Linked DNA regions of Homo sapiens: regions 1 and 2 are each linked to region 3. A link is a loop called in an ENCODE intact Hi-C map of the cell type or tissue named here. Cell type or tissue: CD4-positive, alpha-beta T cell. All regions are shown on one strand.

The links. Peaks named below come from ENCODE experiments on the same cell type or tissue, not always from the same donor. Only the 100,000 strongest peaks of a DNase experiment are listed, where the experiment ranks them.
Region 1: a loop joins it to region 3, with 5 times the contacts of the local background. A loop is called at or near these places in 7 of 110 quality-filtered maps.
Region 2: a loop joins it to region 3, with 4 times the contacts of the local background. A loop is called at or near these places in 43 of 110 quality-filtered maps.

What each region holds. Positions count from the first base shown.
Region 1 is chr6:89,951,915-89,954,414 of GRCh38, forward strand. The region is part of intron 6 of BACH2 (BACH transcriptional regulator 2); the gene reads right to left. Among named protein-coding and RNA genes, the nearest start is that of GJA10, 59 kb to the left of the region's middle. In CD4-positive, alpha-beta T cell, no CTCF peak of the experiment used is centred here; a DNase peak (open chromatin) is centred at 1,067; H3K27ac peaks cover 1,229 bases.
Region 2 is chr6:90,273,434-90,275,933 of GRCh38, forward strand. The region is part of intron 1 of BACH2 (BACH transcriptional regulator 2); the gene reads right to left. Among named protein-coding and RNA genes, the nearest start is that of BACH2, 22 kb to the right of the region's middle. In CD4-positive, alpha-beta T cell, a CTCF peak has its summit at 1,439; a DNase peak (open chromatin) is centred at 1,138; H3K4me3 peaks cover 984 bases; H3K27ac peaks cover 1,972 bases.
Region 3 is chr6:90,217,474-90,219,973 of GRCh38, forward strand. All of the region lies in intron 3 of BACH2 (BACH transcriptional regulator 2), which reads right to left. Among named protein-coding and RNA genes, the nearest start is that of BACH2, 78 kb to the right of the region's middle. RefSeq lists an enhancer at 236-894. In CD4-positive, alpha-beta T cell, no CTCF peak of the experiment used is centred here; DNase peaks (open chromatin) are centred at 818, 1,408 and 2,358; H3K4me3 peaks cover 1,209 bases; H3K27ac peaks cover 1,855 bases.

The DNA.
Region 1 (2,500 bases), 270 kb before region 3:
CCGAATCCCTCAACTGAAGCAAGATAACCAGACAGTGCTAATGTCCCAGAATAAAGACTGCAAAGGGGCAGTTAATCTTGTAGTACTGGGTCAGCAATGATTCTGCTTCCAATAATTAGTGCCTGTCTCGTGCATGCCACTGTTGTACTCCATCACAGCACAGGCAGAATTGAAAATCACCAGGGTCAAGTGGCTAAACAAGATGACAACGGGTTCAGTGTTTACACTAATGAAATATCCTGGCAAAAATGCACGGTGACAATGGGGAGCCTATTAATTTCCCTCCCAATCAGTCCTGTTGAGAGCCATTCTACACGAGGGGGGAGTGTTGTGACACTTCTTGCAGCTTGCTGGAGCCCAAGAGAGCCTTAACGTTTTCTTGTCAACCACAAAAATGGCAATGTGACCCTGCAAAAAACTAACTCCAGGGAGTTGTAAAAATAGGTTTTCCTCACTTACAATGTTAAAAGAGACATTAAAACAACTCCTGTTTTGCTCATCCATCACAGTTTCTACTTGAGACTTTCGGTCATCATGTCTACCTGATCTTATGATGATGATGATCTCATTATCTCACCAGAGATGACAACAATCAAAAGTGGTGTGCTCAAGATGAAATCAACCCCTGGCCCATAATGAATGGGGGTTGCAGAGTTAAACAAACCGGCTCTCATTTAAATGGTTGAAGCTGCTGAGTGGCACAGGGTATGGGCTATTCCTTCCCTAATTATTAGCAGCAGCTTTGCCATGCAGCTGTCTTTTTTTCCTGGTAAATCTTCAGGGGCTAAGCCTACTGTCATTTGCTGCTTATCTGTTATATTTTACAAAGATTGAAAGTGTGCTATTTATGCACAGCTTGCATATGCACACAAACACGTGTGTGCCCACACGCATGCCTGCTCACACACAATGACTTAGACAATTAAGAATATGTTGCCTAAGGCCAATTGTTTTTTCAGATGGAAATGGATTAAACTTGCTGGTGTTCATCAGGGTAAGCTTCCTTACCCTGCACATAAAACCACACATCCTCTAGGTTCTTGCAAGCACTGCTGACCACACAGGAAGGTGACGCATGTCTACAAATCCTGTACAAATCAAATGAAAGCAGCAATCATGGGGTCCTTGCTAGAGGCTATGGTAGCAGTGATACAAAATTTTAGCGGGGGGAGTGAGTGCACAGCAAGGTGAACTGGTAAACTTTGTAGCTGACTTCTGTGTGTATTAAACTCACCGCAGCATACAGAGCCAAAATTCTTGCAAGGACCTGTAATTGATGTTCAAGATTCAACCTGGACATTCACTCCTTTGGGAGTGCTCTCCAGTCCTCTTAGAGAGAATGAATGACATTGTCCTCTCAGCTCTCATAGCCAGATGAGGAGACGTGCTGGATTCTCCAGGGCAGCACTGATTTCATATCATTGCATTCTTTCCAGTAACGGAAATTTCTTAGACATGTAACTGAACGGGATTTTAATTGTTAATCTTTTTAAAGTACTCAAGTAAGATTCCACATTAAATTTTTCTGTCAGATGATGAGTCCAGAGATATTTGGTTAAAAAAACAAAACAAAAAGCCATGACTGCTAGACCCACATTATAAATTCTATATGGGCAATCAGTGCCATCTCCCTTTTATTATACCTAATTGTGCCTGTTTCTACCATAAGACAGCAAGCTCCTTCAGATCAGGAATGGTTTTGTCTGTCTTTGTAACCTTGCATCTAATCTAACCTGGGGTCTCTCACATGGTAAATACTTGTTAAAAGCTTGTATGTTACCAAATATGTCATGAGTCAAACTGTGTCCTAACATACTACTACTGTGTATGCAAGGTGACAACACAGTATGTTTAGAGAGTGTTGTCTCAAGTTACTTTTGGAGCAAGGCATCATGTAAACCAACTAACTGAACCGATCAACTGATCAAAGGCAGGCAGGCAAGGGTCTTTGTTTGCCCCGTGTCACAGTACCAGTATTAAAAAGGAGGTCTGACCGACACTTTTGTATCCTGCTAAGCTGACATGGTAATAGGTTCAGCAAATGTAGTACTGACAATACATCTGTTTTATGTCCTTTTCTTCCAAGAATCTTTAAAAGAAAGTAAAAAAGCAAGGAAATGTGTATTTATAGGTAACTGAAGAAGATGACAAGAATGTCACATGACCTATTCCTTTACTGCCACATGGCTCCACCACAAAGAAAGAAATGGTGAAATCAATGCAGAGTTGACCCCTGCCCTCGTAATGATCCTATGCTCCTCTGTAATGTGCCAGTTGCCAAAAGGGTGGATAAGACACTTCTTGAGTTTTGGCAAAGGTGCTCACTATATGGGAAATGTAGGAAACTAATTTCAATGCTATTTATACTGTTCACACAGTTTTTCTTTTTTTTTTTATTATTATTATGCTTTAAGTTTTAGGGTACATGTGCATAATGTGCAGGTTACATATGTACACATGTGTCATGCTGGTGTGCTGCACCCATTAACTAGTCATTTAG
Region 2 (2,500 bases), 56 kb after region 3:
GTGTGAAGAACTTAGAAGAGTGCCTAGCACAGTAAGCACTCCATTAAGTGTTAAATGGTAATGGCTCCCAGCTGGACTGGCCCACACAGCATCTCCTAAACCTGTGTGCTCACCCTTCCTTTGTTATTACACCTTCCATCATTTGGCTTATACAGTGTGGAAACTCTTCTTCTCTTGGCTCCTCTATACAAATTCTGCCCACTGTCAAGGCTCGGGTCTGATTTCCCACTCAGCCAGTGGGAAATCTGAGTACTTCAGCTGCAAACTAGCTTTTCTGCCTCTGAACTTCTAGAATATTTACTAGATGTCCCTAAATCAAGTTGTTTTTTAAATTACTGAGTGTGGAGGGAAGCTCACAGGCTGGAAATTACTGGTGATGGAGCTGGAGGTCTTGCTCTTTCCTCTGGGTGCCCCTAAGTGGGTAATGTCTCAGAACCCCAGCTTCTTTCTCTGAAAAAGTTATTATCTTATTTATAAGGTTTCCTCAAAGACTGAATAAGAACATGTAAAGCTCCTATCATATAATCAGGCGTAAACATTAGTTCCCTTCCAGTGGGACTATAAACCTCCAAGGGTAGCTCACGTTTCTCCGTGCTCCAAGGACAGTAATATGCAGAGATTAAACAGACAGATAGGGGAATACAGACTGAATAAACGAAAACCTTTCCAAGTCTGATTTTATGACAATATTCTGAAAAGGGCTTTTCCATGCCTATTCTAAACAACTGACAGTGCTTCCATCATAAAATGCATTTTGACACACTTAATCTTCCAAGAACATACGTTGATTCTATGCCCTGATGAGAGAATATATTAGCTACTTAACCTTTATCTAACTCTTACATAATATTAAGATTTTTTTAAGATTCATTTTTACAAAACCCAGAAAGTCCACACACAACAAAAACAAAACAAAACAAAAAAAGGAACACAAAGTAATTGAAAAGACTTTTCATACCTAAAAAGGGAATTTTTAATCACAACCTTAGTCATAAACCTCAACAGGCAAGTCAGAAGCAGTGAAAGATAAAAGTGCCAACAAGAAAATCCGGTTGAAGTGCCACTCGGGTTCATGCAGTGGGTTACAGGGCGCACAAGACAAGCTGGCGGAAGTGGGTGCTGTACCTTTATCACAGCCGCCCCCACCTGACCACCTGTAGCAGCCTCAGAGGAAGCAGACAACCCCCACACACTTTCCAGCTGCATCTTTGCAGCCACAAAGTACGCACATACAATCAGCTAACGTATAAAAGTATATCAGAAGCATCAATGTGAAAAGGGAAAAAATCTTTAACTCGTGATGAGTAACCTGTGTTATTTAGATTCTGTCATTGAGACCTGATGCTAAGGGGAGACCCCTCTAAAGACACCCACACAACCCTGATAACTGGCAGCATAAGTGCATAATCTTTGCATCAAATACCTGGGGCACTGAAGAGGCTGAAGCAGCAAATCCTCTGGTAGAGGGTGAGGACCAAATGGGGGTACCTCAGAGGCTACAGTTCCTCCCCCTAGTGTTCAATGACAAATGGAAACATGTCACTGGGTCCAAACGCAGGGAGGACTAGTCTTTGCTTTGGCACCAGGCTAGACAAAGAAAAGACCCCTTGCCCCGTGACCCCACATTGTCCTACAAAGGAAAAGGCTGGATTTTGTTGATGAATGCAATTCACATGTTTGGAGCAGTGTCATTTGAAAGGACTGCTTCAGAAATTCATGCAAGTCACATAAGTGGAGAGAAAACAGGAAAAAATTAAGAATGGCTGTTTACAAGTCACTTCTAAAACTTTGCTTTGTTCTACTTGAACAATTTTTATCATCATTTAAAGCAGTTAAATTAAAATGCACCTGCACTGTAAATCGTGAGAGAACATACCTGCTCTTCAAATATGACTTGAAAATTATTTGGTTTCTCCCCTACCTCCCCCTACCTGGGATGCTCTCATTTTACATTTAATTTGGAAAATTAGAAGAAAAATGGAATAAGCTCAAATCCTAACCAAAATTTGTTTTTACTTTTAAAATACAACCATTTTAGAATTTTTAAATAAATGTAAAATATTTTATTATTTACTTAACTTTTACCTTCAGGGTTACATGTGCAGATTTGTGATATGGGTAACTTGCGTCATGGGGGTTTGTCGTACAGATTATTTTGTCATCCAGGTACTAAGCCTAGTACCTGATAGGTTTTTTTTTTTCTGCTCTTCCCCCTCCTCCCACTCTCCACTCTCCAGTAGGCCCCAGTGCCTGTTGTTCTGGATGGGCGTAGCGGCTCACGCCTGTAATCCCAGCACTTTGGGAGGCCAAGGCGGCCTGAACATCTGAGGTCAGAAGTTCGAGACCAGCCTGGCCAATATGGTGAAACCCAGTCTCTACAAAAAAATTAGCCAGGCATGGTGGTGTGCACCTTTAGTCCCAGCTACTTGGGAGGCTGAGGCAGGAGAACAGTTTGAACCCAGGAGGCAGAGGCTGCAGTGAGCCGAGATCACACCACTGC
Region 3 (2,500 bases):
AGAAATGCATCATAACAAAGATAATCAGGGTGACTATTTTGAAATGCTCCCCATTTCTGTTTTTCTTTCTGTTTTCAAATATTCCCTCTCATCCACGCGGCATATTTTCATTACATTTGTTGTAAGAATGTACATTTAGATAATCTACTCACTATTCTTTTATGCATTCTTTTACTCCAGCCAAAAAGGGAAAAAGTCCCTATCCAAACAAAGCTAATGCATGTAAGCAAATTTGAAGGAAAAAAAGAATTTCATGAATGAGCGGGAGACAATTTTTTAATGGAATGTTTTAAAGGCTTGTGGTATAAACAGTAAACAAAATTGATTCACTAACATTAATACTGTTTGCCATGATGTGAGAGTTGGTCTTTTTTTTTAATGCCCCAGAAGCTAAAGGAAAATAAATACTGTGGTAGGGAAAAATAATACCTTACTTGGCATTTTGAAGTCATTGCTCAATCCTTCTTGAGCAAGAAAACCATAGTAATGACTTTGTTTTACCTACCGCAATTATGGTACACCTCGCAGCAATCCTTCACAATATTTTCCTCCCTCTGTTCAAGTCCTGCTAAATAATCTCTGGAAACCATTAACTAAGAGTACGGTTCCAATTTTCCTGTTCTCCCTCCTCTGCTGCCTCAGTGTCATGTTGGCGTCAGGACAAAGCAAACTTGTATGACATCACAGAGCAAACTCATTTTCTGTAAACCAGCCCCTTGGTAGTTTACCGCTACTGGAACCCAACGCTGTCAACAGTGTGGTCTTTGTTTGGTGGGTGTTGCTCTAAAAATTTTTTTAAAGTTTCCCAACACCTTCTTCTTTTAAACAGAGGCAAGCTGCTGGAGGCGCCGTCCTCGCCTGGCCCGCCCCACTCTGTAAACTAGACATTACCTTATACACAAATGACTCTAGGCATTCCTCAGTCTAGCTGCCTCACTGCAAAATTCCTATGCTCCTCAGCAGCAGGGCAGCGCACATTCCCCTGGCTTCCCCTCTTTCCTCTTCCCCCACCCTCCTCTTTTTCTTTTCTTTCTTTTTTTTTTTTTTAATTTCCACTGCCTCACTGTGTTTTTGTGTAAATGATCTCACATGACTCAACAAATCCATCTGCCTGAAGCAGGCCAAGTCTGGAGCCCTCCCAGGAGGGAGGAGAAGAATTGCTTTGTGGAAAGGACCTGGAGCTCTGCCCTTTCTCTGGCTCGAATTACCCGCCTGTCAGGCCTGACGGATTTGGCTAAAAATAAAAGGAAACGGGCCGTGAAAAGCAGATGAATGGGCTCAGCAGTTCCTTAGATAACACAGGCCTGCTGTTGCCCAAAGCTCCCCAAACAGAAACTTCAAATGCAGGGCCTCTGAGTCAGTGATGTGGCTTCCAGGTGAACGAGGCCTGTCAAATCCACTGGAGTTGGGGGACATGGCCTGGGCTGTGAATTTCGGTTTCCTTTCCGTGTGTGTGTGTGTGTGTGTGTGTGTGTGTGTGTGTGACACAGAGAGTGAGAGTGCACGCAAGAGAGATTGAGAGAGTGAGAGAACCAGTCTAGTATTAAAAGGTTCTCAGAAAACAGTAGACTTCAGTGGAGTGAAGGCTTGTAAAAAAAAGAAAAAAAATTGTTGTTTCCACTACAAAATTATCCTTCTCCCCACCTCCAACACCAGACATTTTCAGCCTCCCTATGATGTCACTTCTCTGTTTAGAGCCAGCAAAGAGCTAAAAGTCTTTCTTGTAAGTGTATGCCCAGCGCCTGCAGTGGGTATTAAGCACTTAGGTTGGCAATGTAATGACACACTGTAACAATCTGTAATATGAGGCAGTCAGCAAAGCCCTGGCTCTGAAAGCTATTTCTCCCGACCATTAACCATATGTTTGGCTCCTCAGATAGCCAAGCGGGTGTTCCAGCTTACCATCTGGTTTCTATCCACACAAGCAACTGCAAAGCACAGGCTATGTCCCTCTGGAGCTGTGTGTTTCTTTTTCTCTCTCTTTTCCGCTCTTCTCTTCCCCTTTCCTCCTCCCAGCTCCTTTGGTTCCTTCTGCTAAAGAATTCTCTGCCATTCATCACGTACAAAGAAAACTTTACCTGACATGGCAGCGGCAGAGCCATTAAGAATGCACAGCTGTATTGTAAACACGCCAGAGGGCCATTTACCATCCGCGGAATCTGTACAAGTCGGGCTCTACCCCTTCCTCATCTACTGAGTGCTGACACTTGATCCAGCATGTTAAAAACAGGTACATTCTTGAGAGATCCAGGGGTTGCTGTGGTGCCCTTCATACTCACTTCATATTCTGGGAGTGGGGCTTTAAAACACATACACACACACACACACACACACACACACACGCTCCCGAAGTTTGCCTCTGCATTCAATCTGCCTGACGTCAGTCTCACACAGGATGACATACCACCACTGCAAATAACCAACTTAACTACAGGTTTTGATTCTTTTTTCTGCACTAAGGGTTTGATCCCAAGTGTGTATTTTTCTGAGTTTTTTTTTT